Linked DNA regions of Homo sapiens: regions 2 and 3 are each linked to region 1. A link is a loop called in an ENCODE intact Hi-C map of the cell type or tissue named here. Cell type or tissue: endothelial cell of umbilical vein. All regions are shown on one strand.

Region 1 (5,000 bases):
TGTGCATACCTCATGGAGATTGCATGTGCCTGGGCAGCACTGTGTGTGCCTGTGGTTGTGGGTCTGGGGAGTGCTATGTGTCCTGGGACTGTCTGTGTCACTAAGTTGTTTTTTTGTTTTGTTTTGTTTTGTTTTTTGAGACGGAGTTTTGCTCTTGTTGTCCAGGCTGGAGTGCAGTGGCAGCGACCTTGGCTCATTGCAACCTCCACCTCCTGGGCTCAAGCGATTCTCCTGCCTCAGCCTCCCAAGTAGCTGGGACTACAGGTGCATGCCACCACACTAGAGACGGAGCTTCACCACATTGGTTAGGCTGGTCCCAAACTCCCGACCTCAAGTGATCTACCCGCCTCGACCTCCCAAAATGCTGGGATTACAGGCCTGAGCCACCGTGCCAGGCCTGAGCCACCGTGCCCGGCTGTCACTGATATTTTGTGTGTCTCTGTGATGCTGTGTGTCTGCGTGTTCCTGGGACCTGTGTGTCTGTCGCTGTGTGTGTCATTGTGATTGTGTATGTGCGGTGGGCGACGCTGCTTGTCTCTGGGACGGTGTGTGTGTGTGTGTGCGCGCCGCTGTGATTGTATGTCAGCGCGCTTCGCTGGGTGTCGGGGGAAGGTGCGCGTGTCTCCAGGCCTCCTGCCCGAGAACAGCGGCGCTGCTCTCTGATTGGCCGCGGCCGCGCCAGTGAGAAGCTCCCGAATCCTGCGGTAACTTGGTAACTTGGAGACTCGGCCCGCGCCGCAGCCGCGGGGCTCCGGGCTGGGGGCTGGGAGGGCGGGGAGGGGGAGGGGCCCGCCCCGCCCCTCCGGGGCCCGCCCCGCCCCTCCCCGCCCCGATTTCGCAGGCCCGCCCCGAGCGCCCCTCCCCGGCCCCCTCGCCCCGTCTCCCTCACCTCCAGCTCGGCACCTCTGACCCCCTACTTTGACTCCATCTCCCACACCCTTGCGTCGCTCCTGACTCCCCTATCTCTGCCACTCGCTGGGTCTCTCTGTCTCTCTCTTTCCCATGTTTATCTCTCCTGTCTCTGTCTCCCTGTAGATCTCTCTGCCTTTGTCTCTGTCTCTCATATCCCCTCTCTGTTTCTTCCATCTGTCTCTCCCATCAGTCTCCACCACTGCTGTCTCTCCCCGTCTCTGTCTCCGCCACCTCTGTCTCTCCTAGTCTCTCTCCGCTACCTCTGTCTCTGCCATCTGTCTCTATCATCTCTGTCTCTCCCTGTCTCTGTCTCCATCATCTCTGTCTCTCCCAGTCTCTGTCTCCATCATCTCTGTCTCTCCCTGTCTCTGTCTCCATCATCTCTGTCTCTCCCAGTCTCTGTCTCCATCATCTCTGTCTCTCCCAGTCTCTGTCTCCATCATCTCTGTCTCTCCGTGTCTCTGTCTCCCCCATCTCTGTCTCTGTCGCTCCATCTGACTCTCTCAGCTGTCCCTCCTGGATTCTGTCTCTCTCTCTCTCCCTCCTCTGCCTCAGTCTCCCCACCTTTGTCTCTTCTTCCTGTCGTCTCTCCCACCTCTTGTCTCTGTCTCTCCCGCCCCCCTCTCCCTTCCCCGATGCCCTCTCTCTTACTCCCACAGCCAGGCTCAGAATTCACTTTTCATCCTTCTAAGACAGCCAGCGGACGGTTCGCTACTTCGTCCTCGCCCCTCCCCTCCGGCCCAGGCTTCTGGCAGCAGGCCCCACGCAGGGCAGACTTCAGGAAGGACTTCCCGCCCTGGTTCGGCACGAGAGCTTTATCGCTCGGGCCAGGCGGAGGCCGGGCGGCCCCGTGGCTTCCGGAGGCGCCCGGGCGGGATGAGCTCACTGCGAGTTGGCCAGGATTTCATCAGCTTCCTCCTGCGGACTTGCCCCCGCTCCTTTCCCGGCCCGGCCGCGCGGGCGAATCCGCCGGACGCCTGCTGCCCCCGAGCGGCAGAAGGCGGAAGCACAGGCGCCGCGCAAAAAGCCCACCTTTGCACCAGACGATGTCGCCAGCTCAGGAAGCCTGCAAATACAAACCCAATTCATCCTCACAACCACCAGGGGAGATGGACTATACATATATATATTTTGAGGCGGAGTCTCGCTCTGTCGCCCAGGCTGGAGTGCAGTGGCGCGATCTCGGCTCACTGCAACCTCTGCCTCCCGGGTTCAAGCGATTCTCCTTGCCTCAGCCTCCTGAGTAGCTGGAACTACAAGCGCCTGCCACCATGCCCGGCTAATTTTTGTATTTTTAGTAGAAACAGGGTTTCACCATGTTGGCCAGGATGGTGTCGATCTCTTGACCTCGTGATCCACCCGCCTCGGCCTCTCAAAGTGCTGGGATTACAGGCGTGAGCCACCACGCCTGGCCCCATTTATTCTTATATCCACTCATTCAGCAATTACCACAGAGTCTCCCCTGTGCCAGGCACTGGTGCAGTTGTAGGCATGAGGATACAGCTGTGAGCAAAATGGATACAAATCCTGCCTTCATGGGACTGACACTCTGGTCTGTGGCAGACCACACACCAGGAGAACACAGTAACAATACAAAGCGAAACTTCAAGTAGAAAAAGGAAGCAGGGAAGGGCCGTCAGGAGTGTTGAGGGATGGTGTCTTTGAAAAAGTGCTATTTGCCGCCGGGCGCGGTGGCTCACATCTGTAATTCCAGCACTTTGGGAGGCCGATGCAGAAGGATCATTTGAGGACAGGAGTTCGAGGCCAGCCTGGCCAACATGGCGAAACCCCATCTCTACCAAAAATACAAAAATTAGCTGGGTGTGGTGGTGCGTGCCTGTAATCCCAGCTACTTGGGAGGCTGAGGCAGGAGAATCACTTGAACCTGGAAGTGGGAGGTTGCAGTGAGCCGAGATCACATCATTGCACTCCAGTCTGGGTGACAGAGCGAGAGTCTGTCAAGAAAGCAAGCAAGCAAGAAAGCAAGAAAGCAAGGAAGGAAGGAAGGAAGGAGAGAGAAGAAAGAAAGAGAGAGCGAGCAGATGGGATTGGCTGAGGTACTGGATGTGGATGTGAAGGACAGAGAGGCGTTTAGGGGGCAGCCGGAAGGATGAAGGTTCTGAGAGACCAATTGTCATCATCATCATCATGGCAGCTCTCTGAGTTCACCTACTGTGTGCTAGGCTCCGTGCCGATTCAGAGCTTTACATACATGACCTGGTTACATCCTTATGACCATCCATAGATCCAGGAAGCAGAGACGGGAGCTGTGGTAGGATTCAAGATTTTTATACACATATATATATATATATATATATATATATAGGTTTGTTTGTTTGTTTGAGATGGAGTCTTGCTCTGTTGCCCAGGCTGGAGTGCAGCGGCACGATCTCAGCTCACTGCAACCTCTGCCTCCTGGGTTCAAGCGATTCTCCTGCCTCAGCCTCCTGAGTAGCTGGGATTACAGGCACGTGCCACCATGCCCGGCTAATATTTGTATTTTTAGTAGAGACGGGGTTTCACCATGTTGGACAGGGTTTCACCATGTTGGTCAGGCTGGTCTCAAACTCCTGACCTCATAATCCACCCACCTCGGCCTCCCAAAGTGCTGGGATTACAGGCATGAGCCACCGCGCCTGGCCCCCTTTTTTTTTTTTGAGATGGAGTCTTGTTGCTGTGTTGCCCAGGGTGGAGTGCAGTGGCATGATCTCTGCTCACTGCAAGCTCCACCTCTTGGGTTCACGTCGTTCTCCTGCCTCAATCTCCTGAGTAGCTGGGACTACAGGCGCACGCCGCCAGGCCTGGCTAATTTTTTGTATTTTTAGTGGAGACGGGTTTCACTGAGTTAGCCAGGATGGTCTCCATCTCCTGACCTCGTGATCTACCCGCCTCGGCCTCCCAAAGTGCTGGGATTACAGGTATGAGCCACTGTGTCCAGCCTTTTTCTTTTTTTTTAGACAGGGTCTCACTCTGTCACTCAGGCTGGAGTGCAGAGGTGTGAACATGGCTCACTGCAGCCTCAACCTTCCAGGCCTAAGCAATCCTCCCACCTCAGCCTCCCTCCTGAATAGCTGGGACTACCTTCTTGTGCCACCATGGCCAGCTAATTTTATATTATTTTGTAGAGATGAGGTCTCCCCATGGTGCCCAGGCTGGTCTATAACTCCTGGGCTCAGGTGATCCTTCTGCCTCCGCCCCCCCAAAGTGCTGGGATTATAGGCATGAGCCACTATACATGGCCTTATTTTTTTTAAGACAGTGTCTTGCTCTGTTGCCCAAGCGGAGCAGTGGTGTGATCACAGCTCACTGTAATCTCAACCTCCTGGGCTCAAGTGAGCCTCCCACCTCAGCCTCCTGAGTAGCTGGGACCACAGGTGTGTGCCACCATGCCCTGCTAATTTTTTCTTTTTAATTTCTTTTATATTTTATTCTATTTATTTTTGAGACAGAGTCTTGCTCTGTCGCCCAGGCTGGAGTGCAGTGGCACAATCTCAGCTCACTGCGACCTCTGCCTCTTAGGTTCAAGTGACTCTCGTGTCTCAGTCTCCTGAGTAGCTGGGATTACAGGCCCGCACCACCATGCCCGGCTAATTTTTGTATTTTTAGTAGAGACAGTGTCTCACCATGTCACTCAGGCTGGCCTCGAACCACTCCAGGCCTTTTTAAATTTTATATTTTATTTTGTATTTTATTTATTTTATTTTTAGAGAGAGGGTCTTACTATGTTGCCCAGATGCCCAACTCCTGGGCTTAAATGATCCTCCTTCCTCAGCCTCCCAAGTACCTGGGACCACAGGTGCACACCACCACGCCTGGCTAATTTTAAATTTTTTTGTAGAGATGGGGGGGGGGAGGTCTCATTATGTTACCCAGGCTGGTCTCGAATTCCTGGCCTCAAGCGATCCTCTGGCCTTAGCCTCCCGAAGTGCTGGGACTACAGGCCTGAACCACCGCGCCTGGCCTCTACCTATTCCTTTGTTTAGCTGTTTGTTGTCTGTCTTCTGGAGAAAGTGAGCTCCATGGCGGCAGGGACATTCTAATTCCCATTTCACAGATCGGGAAACTAGAAGGAGGCCCGGCACAAAGTA
Region 2 (5,000 bases), 170 kb before region 1:
TCTACTAAAAATACAAAAATATTAGCTGGCCGGGCGCAGTGGCTCACACCTGTAATCCCAGCACTTTGGAAGGCAGAGCCGAGCAGATCACGAGGTCAGGAGTTCGAGACCAGCCTGATCAACATGGTGAAACCCTGTCTCTACTAAATATATAAAAATTAGCCGGGCGTGGTGGCACACACCTGTAATCCCAGCTACTCAGGAGGCTGAGGCAGGAGAATCGCTTGAACCTGGGAGGCGGAAACTACAGTGAGCCAAGGTTGCACCACTGCACTCCAGCCTGGGTGACAGAGCAAGACTCCGTCTCAAAAAAAAATTTTTTCAAAAAAACATTAGCTGGATGTGGTGGCGGGCCTCTGTAATCCCAGCTACTCAAGAGGCAGAGAACTGCTTGAACCTGGGAGGCGGAGGTTGCAGTGAGCCAACACTGCACTACTGCACTCCAGCCTGGACGACAGAGCGAGATTCCGTCTTGGAAAAAAAAAACAACTCACAGAACTATATATCAGGTGCGGTGGTTCATGCCTGTAATCCCAGCACTTTGGGAGGCCTGCGGGTGGATCACCTGAGGTCAGGTGTTCGAGACCAGCCTGGCTAACATGGTGAAACCCTGTCTCTACTAAAAATACAAAAATTAGCCAGGCGTGTGTCAGGCACCTGTAATCCCATCTATTCAGGAGGCTGAGACAGGAGAATCACTTGAACCCAGGAGGCGGAGGTTGCAGTGAGCCGAGATCGCATCATTGCACTCCAGCCTTGGCAACAAGAGTGAAACTCCGTCTTAAAAAAAAAAAAAAACTGGTACCAAAGAGGACACACAAAAACATAGATAAAATGCTAAGAACTGCTTAAAGCACTCAGATAAATTTAGAAGGTATGGATTCTCAGCTAGGCATGGTGGCTCACGCCCGTTATCCCAGCACTGTGGGAGGCCAAGGCGGGCGTGGATCACCTGAGGTTGGGAGTTCGAGACCAGCCTGACAAACGTGGAGAAACCCCGTCCCTACTAAAAACACAAAAAATGAGCCGGGCGTGATGGCACATGCCTGTAATCTCAGCTACTCAGGAGGCTGAGGCAGGAGAATCGCTTGAACCTGGGAGGCGGAGGTCGTGGTGAGCCAAGATCGCGCCACTGTGCTCCAGCCTGGGCAACAAGAGCAAAACTCCGTCTCAAACAAAAAAAAAAAAAAAAAAGAAGGTATGGATTTTCAGGAAAAAGGTCTGTGTGCATACTCCAAAGCAGAAATCTACAACCCTCTAAGTTTTGCAAACATCAAGTTTTGCTTTCAGAAAATATTGCTCTCTACAGAATTTACTTTTAACGGACTCAAGTACCATTATACTTAATCTCTGTTGGCTTCACAGGTGCCCACTTCCATGAAGCCAAGGGAGATCAAATATAATCCCAATGCCACTTAAAAAATTTTTTTTCCAGCCGTTGAAACTACATACAAAAAGCCCCCCTAAACTATCTCTATTTTTTTCATTATTTTTTATTATTTCCTAAAATTATGTTTGGCGATAAATGAGATATATTGTTAAAATTAATTTCACGAGGTAGGTGGCTTATTTCAGGTCAGGAGTTTGAAACCAGCCTGGCCAACATGATAAAACCTCATCTCTACTAAAAATACAAAAATTAGCCAGGCACGGACGGGCATGGTGGCTCACACCTGTAATCCCGGCACTTTGGGAGGCCAAGGCAGGAGAATCGCTTGAACCCAGGAGGCGGAGGTTGCAGTGAGCCGAGACCACGCCCACTGCACTCCAGCCTGGCAACAGAGCGAGACTCCGTTTCAAAAAAAACAAAAAATTAGCCAGGCGCATTGGTGCACACCTGTAACCCCAGCACTTTGGGAGGCCGGGGCGGGTGGATCACCTGTCGAGGTGGGTGGATCAGGAATTCGAGACCAGCCTGGCCAACATGGTGAAACCCTGTCTCTACTAAGAATACAAAACTAATCACGAATTTGAGACCAGCCTGGCCAACAGGGTGAAACCCTGTCTCTACTAAAAATACAAAACTCAGCTGGGCATGGTGGCTGGCACCTGTAATCCCAGCTACTCAGGAGGCTGAAACAGGAAATCACTTGAACCTGGAAGGCAGAGGTTGCAGTGAGCCGAGATGGTGCCATTGCACTTCAGCCTGGGCGAAAGAGTGAAACTCCGTCTCAAAAACAAACAAACAAAAATTAGCCGGGTGTGGTGGTGGGCGCCTGTAATCCCAGCTACTGTGGAGGCTGAGGCAGGAGAATCGCTTGAACCCAGAAGGCGAAGGTTGCGGTGAGCAGAGATCGCGCCATTGCACTCCAGCCTGGACAACAAAGCAAGACTCCATTTCATTTCCATTTTTTTTTTTTTGAGACAGAGTCTCGCTCTTGTTGCCCAGGCTGGAGTGCAATGGCACGATCTCAGCTCACCGCAACCACCGCCTCCCGGGTTCAAGCGATTCTCCTGCCTCAGCCTCTCGAGTAGCTGGGATTACAGGTATGCACCACCTTGCCTGGCTAATTCTGTATTTTTAGTAGAGATGGGGTTTCTCCATGTTGGTCAGGCTGGTCTTGAATTCCCAACCTCAGGTGATCCGTCTGCCTCGGCATCCCACAGTGGGGGGGTTACAGGAGTGAGCCACTGCGCCTGGCCAGACGCCACTTCAAAAAAGAAAAAAAAAGTAATTTCACCTGTTTCTTTTTACTTTTTTTTTTTTTTTTAATGTGGCTACTGGAAAATTTTAAATGAATGATGTGATTCTGTGGTGCTCCTGTGGGCAGCACTGGCCTGAAGCACAAACCTGGAGCCTCCAGCAGGGGGCAGTCCTCAGTCAGAGATCAGTGAGTCCTCCCAAGGAGCCGTGAGGCCTGACTGGCCACTGCTTCCCCTGTCAAACAGCTCAGACCCTAGGTATGTACTGATTACATAACCCTGGGGCATGCCAGGCGCTGTGGCTCACACTTGTAATCCCAGCGATTTGGGAGGCCAAGGTGGGCGGATCACAAGGTCAGTAGTTCGAGACCAACCTGGCCAACATGGTGAAACCCCGTCTCTACTGAAAATAGCTGGGCGCAGCGGCATGCGCCTGTAGTCCCAGCTACTCGGGAGGCTGAGGCAGGACAAACGCTTGAACCCAGGAGGTAGAGGTTGCAGGGAGCCGAGATTGTGCCACTGCACTCCAGCCTGGGTGACAGAGTGAGACTCTGTATCAAAAAACAAACAAAACAAAAAAACCCTAGGGCAGCAGGCTCCCCGGAGGGACTTGCCTTTTCCTACAGGCGCCCTGCCAACGAGGAATGGACATTCTCCTACGTCTGCTTGCATGGGGCTTCCCCTGCACCCCTCACAGGGGTGCCCCTGCCACCAGTTAACAAGACAGTCACTGACAGATGGACTCTGGAAGCCGGCAGATGTGCTGATGCCTTGATCCTTTCCACTGTCAAAAAAAATAGCCAATCTCCTAGAACCTCCTTGTGAACTAGAAGGCAGGAAAGCTTCATTTGAAAGGGCACCAGTTCCCGTACCCACTCACTCCCCAGATGAATCAGGAAACTCAGGACTGATGTTTGGGTATTTAACCCTAACCCAAGGTCCTCAGCCTGACTCCTCAGGGAGGACAACTGATGCCAGGATGAGTTTCAAATGTCACCTGGCTAGTGGGGAAGCCCTGACACCTCCCCCAAGGGAGCCTTCCCCTTTAGAGACCCCCAACTTCCCTCTATTTTCTCTAATGCATAATGGGGGCCCTGAGAGTTGCAAAGAAACGTTTGACTTTTCCACCAAAATACAATCCTTGCCTCGTCTTTGTGTATCTTTGGTTTTTTGTGGTCTTTCTTGGAGATGGCGTCTTGCTCTGTTACCCAGGCTGGAGTGCAGTGGCATGATCATGGCTCACTGCAGCCTCAATCTCCTGGACTCAACAGATCCTCCCACCTCAGCCTCTCGAGTAGCTGGGACCATAGGCATGTGCCACAATACCTGGCTAATTTTTTTTTTTTTTTTGAGACACAGTCTCACTCTGTTGCACAGGCTGGATGGAATGCAGTGGTGTGATCTCAGCTCACTGCAACCTCTGCCTCCTAAGTAGCTGGGACTACACGCATGTGCCACCACAACTAGCTAATTTTTATATTTTTAGTAGCAATGAGGTTTTGCCATGTTGGCCAGGCAGGTCTTGAGAACCTGGCCTCAGGTGATCTGCCCGCCTCAGACTCCCACAGTGCTGAGATTACAAGCGTGAGCCACCACACTCGGTTAAGTTTTTTGTATTTTTTTTTTAAGAGACGGGGTTTTGCCATGTTGCCCTAAGTACAACTGATCTGCCTGCCTTGGCCTCCCAAAGTGCTGGGATTACAGGCATAAACCACTGCACCCAGCCCAGCCAATTTTTTTTAATTTATTTTTAGTAGAAACAACGTCTTGCTACATGCCTAGGCTGGTCTTGAACTCCTGAGCTCAACTGATCCTCCTGCCTCGGCCTCCCAAAGTGCTGGGGTTACAGGTGATTCGTGTATCTTTGTGTATTGTGAGCTCTCTCTAAATGACACCTAAGAGATCACGATTCATGCTTGGAGGCCCATCAGGCAGCATTCCTTTCATTTGGTCATGCCCCAGGGGAAACAGCAAAAGCTTGTCCTGGCCTAAGACAACACATGTGACCACCTCAACTCCTTGCAGAAGAGGACACAGTGCCCGTGTCCTCCTTAGAATGGCCCAATTCCAGATCAACCAAACTGGGCACTGCAGAGGCTGGACAGGCAGGCCACAGCACTGAGGCAATGGAGTGCGCATGTCCCAGTTCCTGTAGCCGGGGGCCCCGTTACCCCCGGACATTACCTTATCCAAGAGCTCCCTCGTCTCTTCGGTCAGAGGGTCGTGGGAAAACATGCAGTCGTCACCATTGATGCAGTTCCCAGTGGTGTGGTACAGCTTACACGGGAAATCACGTTCATGGCAAATTAAGGTAAATGCTTCATCTCACAGAACGCCCCCCTCCCCCACCACAGACC
Region 3 (5,000 bases), 95 kb before region 1:
GAAATGATAATTGTATGTGTATGGGTTTTTTTTTTTTTTTTTTTTTTTTTTTTGAGGCAGTCTCACTGTTACCCTTGCCGGAATGCAGTGGGCATGATCATGGCTCACTGTAGCCTTAACTTCCTGGGCTCAGGGTATTCTCCCACTTAAGCCTCCCAGTAGTTGGGACTACAGGTGCACGCCACCACACCTGGCTAATTTTTTGTATTTTTTGTAGAGACTGGGTTTCATGATTGTTGCTCAGGCTGGTCTTGAACTTTCTGGGCTCAATTATATGTTTTTTTTGTTTGTTTTTTTGAGATGGAGTCTCACTTGTCGCCCAGGCCGGAGTGCAGTGGTGAGATCTTGGCTCACTGCAACCTCCGCCTCCTGGGTTCAAGTGATTCTCCTGTCTCAGCCTCCCAAGTAGCTAGGATTACAGGCGTGTGCCACCACACCCGGCTAATTTTTGTATTTTTAGTAGAGATGGGGTTTCACCATGTTGGCTAGGCTGGTCTCGAACTTCTGACCTCAAGTGATCCACCCACCTCAGCCTCCCAAGCTGCTGGGTTTACAGGTGTGAGCCACCGTGCCCAGCCTCAACTGTATTTTTTTTTTTTTTTGAGACAGAGTCTCGCTCTGTTGCCCAGGCTGGAGTGCAGTGGCGCGATCTTGGCTCACTGCAAGCTCTGCCTCCCGGGTTCACACCATTCTCCTGCCTCAGCCTCCCTAGTAGCTGGGACTACAGGCGCCCACCACCACGCCTGGCTAATTTTTTTGTATTTTTTAGTAGAGATGGGGTTTCACCGTATTAGCCAGGATGGTCTCGATCTCCTGACCTCGTGATCTGCCTGCCTTGGCCTCCCAAAGTGCTGGGATTACAGGCGTGAGCCACCACGCGTGGCCCTCAACTGTACGTTTTTATCCATGTCCTCGTTTTATATGGGATTCCCACATTCTTGCTGAGGTTCACACAGTTGTTGAGCCAGGATTTGAATCAAAGATTGAATCCAGCCTGAATTATTTCAGAGCCTTACTGTTAACCATTGTGTGGTACAGCTTCTCAGCACATAATGAGATCCCTGAAGAAGCAGGATGGAATGGGTCAAGGATACAGGGTTAGCCTAGAATGGGAAGTGGGCCAGCTCATTTTCTTGGAGGAGAAGGTAGTAAGATAGAGAGTGTGCTGTGGATGGTTGGTAGGAGGTGTTGAGGGGAGATTACTTCTGTTGTACCTAGTCTTGGTGAAGGTGGCAAGGTTATTTGCAGAGATTAATGGTTAAATTAGATGTTTGATGTGTGAAGAAATACTTTGAGAGCAGTATGGAATCTGTAATCTTACTGGTGGCTATTAGGGGATTATATTATCCTGTCTTTGAGGCTCTGCTCTGCTGATGTTCAGCCTTAGGGGTGAAATAATTCCTCTGTTCCAGTCCCCACTCATCTCTCCACCTCTCTGAGTTCTTTTTTTTTTTTTTTGAGACAGAGTCTCACTCTGTTGCCCAGGCTGGAGTGCAGTGGCACGACCTGGGCTCAATGCAGCGTCTGCCTCCCAGGTTCAAGCGATTCTCCTGCCTCAGCCTCCCGAGTAGCTGGAATTACAGGCGTGTGCCACCACGTCCGGCTAATTTTGTATTTTTAGTAGAGATGGGGTTTCACCATGTTGGTCAGGCTGGTTTTGAACTCTGGACCTCAGGTGATCTGCCTGCCTCGGCCTCCCAAAGTGCTGGGATTACAAGCGTGAGCCACCGCACCTGGCCATAGTCTATCTATGTTTTTTAAAAGTTCATTTCAAGCATTCTTAATTGTGTCTGATTTTTGCACAAGTTTGATTTTTTTTTTAAGTTTTCTCATGAGGTTGCAATTTTTGTTGTTTTTTGAGAGAGGGCCTCTCTGTGTTGTCCAGGCTAGTCTTGAGCTCCTGGCCTCAAGCAGTGATCCTCCTGCTTTGGCGTCCCAAATTGCTGGGATTACAGATGTGAGCTACTGTGCCAGGCTGCACTGGTCTACTTTTTTTTTTTTTTTTTTTTTTTTTGAGACGGAGTCTTGCTCTGTTGCCCAGGCTGGAGTACAGTGGTGCAATCGCAGCTCACTGCAACCTCCGCCTCCCCTGTTGAAGTGATTCTCCTGCCTCAGCCTCCTGGGTAGCTGGGATTACAGGCACACACCACCACACCTGGCTTATTTTTGTATTTTTAGTAGAGATGGCATTTCACCATGTTGGCCAGGTTGGTCTCAAACTCCTGACCTCAGGTGATCCTCCTGCCTCGGCCTCCCAAAGTGCTGGGATTACAGGTGTGAGCCACCGTGCCCTGCCCACACTGGTCTAGTTTTAAACCACTGGAAGACAGAGATTTAATCCTTTAAACTACTTGTGTATTTCCCCAAATGCTTATAGTTGGGCACATGCTAAGTATTTAGTCAATTCTTGCCACTGTTAATCAGTCATTTGTTAGCAGTTACAAATTTGCATAGAAGAAGAAAGCATGGATTTTTTTGTTGACAGTGAATTTTCTTTATAAACACAAGGGGGTGCTCTTTAACCATCAATGACCAGTTTAAAAAAAGTTTAAAGTCATTTTAAAGCCTTAGAAGGAAGCCTGCATAAGGCAAATTGCTACAGGAACAGTAATACATTTTAGGGCTGTGCACAGTGTTTCATGCCTGTAATCTCAGCACTTTGGGAGGCTGAGGCAGGCGGATCACGAGGTCAAGAGATTGAGACCATCCTGGCAAACGTGGTGAAACCCTGTCTCTACTAAAAATACAAAAATTAGCTGTTGTGGTGGTGCGTGCTTGTAGTCCCAGCTACTTGGGAGGCTGAGGCAGGAGGAGAATCATTTGAACCCAGGAGGCGGAGGTTGCAATGAGCCGAGATCATGCCACTGCACTCCAGCCTGGTGACAGAGCAAGACTGTCTCAAAAAAAAAAAAAAAAAAAAATTTAGGTGGTAGGTATTTTAGCTATCCTTTAAAATTTAAAGATTCTTTTTAAGATTTATTTTCCCTAAAAATACAAGACTTAAAAAAATATGTGTATTATTCCTAGGTAACTCCAGAAGATCCCGGAGCTCAGTTCTTGATTCGTACTGGGTCTGTTGGCCGAAATAGGGCTGAAGCCTCTTTGGAGCGAGCTCAGAATCTCAACCCCATGGTGGATGTGAAGGTGGACACTGAGGATATAGAGAAGAAACCAGAGTCATTTTTCACTCAATTCGATGCTGTAAGTTTCTTATTATAAAATCTGCTGTGGGAATTAAACAAATTAAGGTGCTAGTTGTATATACTTTCAAATCCCAAAGCAATCTGAGAGCATTCAAATATCAAATTCTGAGCTTTTTCCCAAGAAAATGTATAAGCTGTTCTATTGTTTAGGCTTAGTATATTGTGTGAATGTGTTGCTAGAGAGGTCCAGTCTGTTGCATCTGCTGTAGTTGTTGGTGACTTGCTGTCTGCTGGCTTCTTCTCTGGGCATATGTTCCCTCAGCCAGGTTTCGTCTTTGGTGTTTTGTCTTCCTTCCAGAATCTTTGCACATAACTTTAATCCATGTTATTGCAAATGTTTTCTTCCGAAAACTTAACAAGTTGGTGATTAATTTCTGTGGCAGCGGCATTTTTTTGTTAGAAATATCAAACTACAGCTTGTGTTTTGTCTTAAGAAAAGCACACCTGATCTTGATCTATGTCTGTCTGTCTGTTTCTCACAGTCACATTGACCATGTTGCCATGGATAACTAGAGAAAAATCACTGTAGTCGTAAGTCAAATGAGGCATATCCAGCCTCATTTAGTTTCACTGCCAAATCTATGCGGAGGTGAAAGGATAAATTCTTTGTCAATATCTGCAACCTTTCAGACATAGTTCCCTGCATTCTGGAAAAGCTTAACAAATCTTGATAAATGTGAAATAGTCATAGATGAGCTACTAGTTTTTTAAATGAAAGGCCCCAGTATGTTACATGAGAGGTTAGAATTTGGGTTGGGTAGTTTTTTTTTTTTGCACCTTTTTTTATTTGAGATGGAGTTTTGCTCTTGTCGCCCAGGCTGGAGTGCAATTGTGCGATCTTGGCTCATGGCAACCTCTGCCTCCTGGGTTCAAGTGATTCTCCTGCCTCAGCCTCCCAAGTAGCTAGGATTACAGGCACTCACCACCATGCTGGGCTAATTTTTTGTATTTTTAGTAGAGATGGGGTTTCACCATGTTGGTCAGGCTGGTCTTGAACCCCTGACCTCAGGTAATCCACCTGCCTCGGCCTCCCAAAGTGGTGGGATTACAGGTGTGAGCCACTGCACCTGGCCTGTTTTTTACACTTTTCTTTCTTTCTTTCTTTCTTTTTTGAGATGGAGTCTCACTCTGTCGCCCAGGCTGGAGTGCAGTGGCATGATCTTGGCTCACTGCAACCTCCGCCTCCCTGGTTTAAGCAGTTTTCTGCCTCAGCCTCCCGTTTTTACACTTTTCTATTTCATATGTGCATCTGTTCAAATATGGGCTTGGAAGGATGGATCATCTGTGCATTTGTCCTGTTTTCTTTTTCCTAGTCCCTTCTATTTTTTAACTTGAGGTATTGGGACACTTTCCATTTGGACATAAGTCTTCATTTTCTTATCTGTAGTAACCACATTTATTTTATGCCAGGTGTCCCTTGAACTTGTAGAGTTAGAGGGTTTGTTAAAACTGAAGTGTGAGGCCAGTTGATTGTGTAATGCGTGTGCATGGGGCCATGTTGACCGCCTTGCAGGCCGTGTTTGGCTGGTCCTTGCAGGTTTTATAGTTACTTTAGACTCTGCAGGGTTCCATTTGATCAATTGGTTGCATGTTCACCTGTGGATTTCTTACTTTTTAGATGGGATTTTTCCTTGGGTGGCTGCATTCTTTGAAACACCAAAGGAACACATTTCTCTGTGAGTGTTATTTCGGTATTCAGGCTGCTAGACAACAGCAAAGAGGGTCTATCAAGTGAAAATGTCCTTTTGTTCAGGAGAAAGCATGTGCAATTTGGAAGTTGTCTTTTGACCATGATCA

The links. Hi-C counts contacts between places; a loop is a spot of excess contacts. Peaks named below come from ENCODE experiments on the same cell type or tissue, not always from the same donor. Only the 100,000 strongest peaks of a DNase experiment are listed, where the experiment ranks them.
Region 2: a loop joins it to region 1, with 12 times the contacts of the local background. A loop is called at or near these places in 8 of 110 quality-filtered maps.
Region 3: a loop joins it to region 1, with 8 times the contacts of the local background. A loop is called at or near these places in 104 of 110 quality-filtered maps.

Annotation. Positions count from the first base shown.
Region 1 is chr19:47,242,495-47,247,494 of GRCh38, forward strand. LOC124904731 (a long non-coding RNA gene) reads right to left here and starts at 1,701. Exons shown (of 2, transcript XR_007067278.1): 1 at 1,564-1,701. RefSeq lists enhancers at 460-599, 670-799, 898-1,891, 2,091-2,591, a cis regulatory region at 1,460-2,111 and a silencer at 1,696-1,745. In endothelial cell of umbilical vein, a CTCF peak has its summit at 1,903 (motif pointing left); DNase peaks (open chromatin) are centred at 667 and 1,777; H3K27ac peaks cover 1,338 bases.
Region 2 is chr19:47,076,686-47,081,685 of GRCh38, forward strand. ZC3H4 (zinc finger CCCH-type containing 4) reads right to left here. Exons shown (of 15, transcript NM_015168.2): 11 at 4,828-4,937. Among named protein-coding and RNA genes, the nearest start is that of TMEM160, 31 kb to the left of the region's middle. In endothelial cell of umbilical vein, a CTCF peak has its summit at 2,808 (motif pointing right); a DNase peak (open chromatin) is centred at 2,846; H3K27ac peaks cover 596 bases.
Region 3 is chr19:47,147,175-47,152,174 of GRCh38, forward strand. It overlaps SAE1 (SUMO1 activating enzyme subunit 1), which reads left to right. Exons shown (of 9, transcript NM_005500.3): 3 at 3,028-3,201. Among named protein-coding and RNA genes, the nearest start is that of SAE1, 19 kb to the left of the region's middle. In endothelial cell of umbilical vein, a CTCF peak has its summit at 2,472 (motif pointing right); a DNase peak (open chromatin) is centred at 2,547; H3K27ac peaks cover 1,214 bases.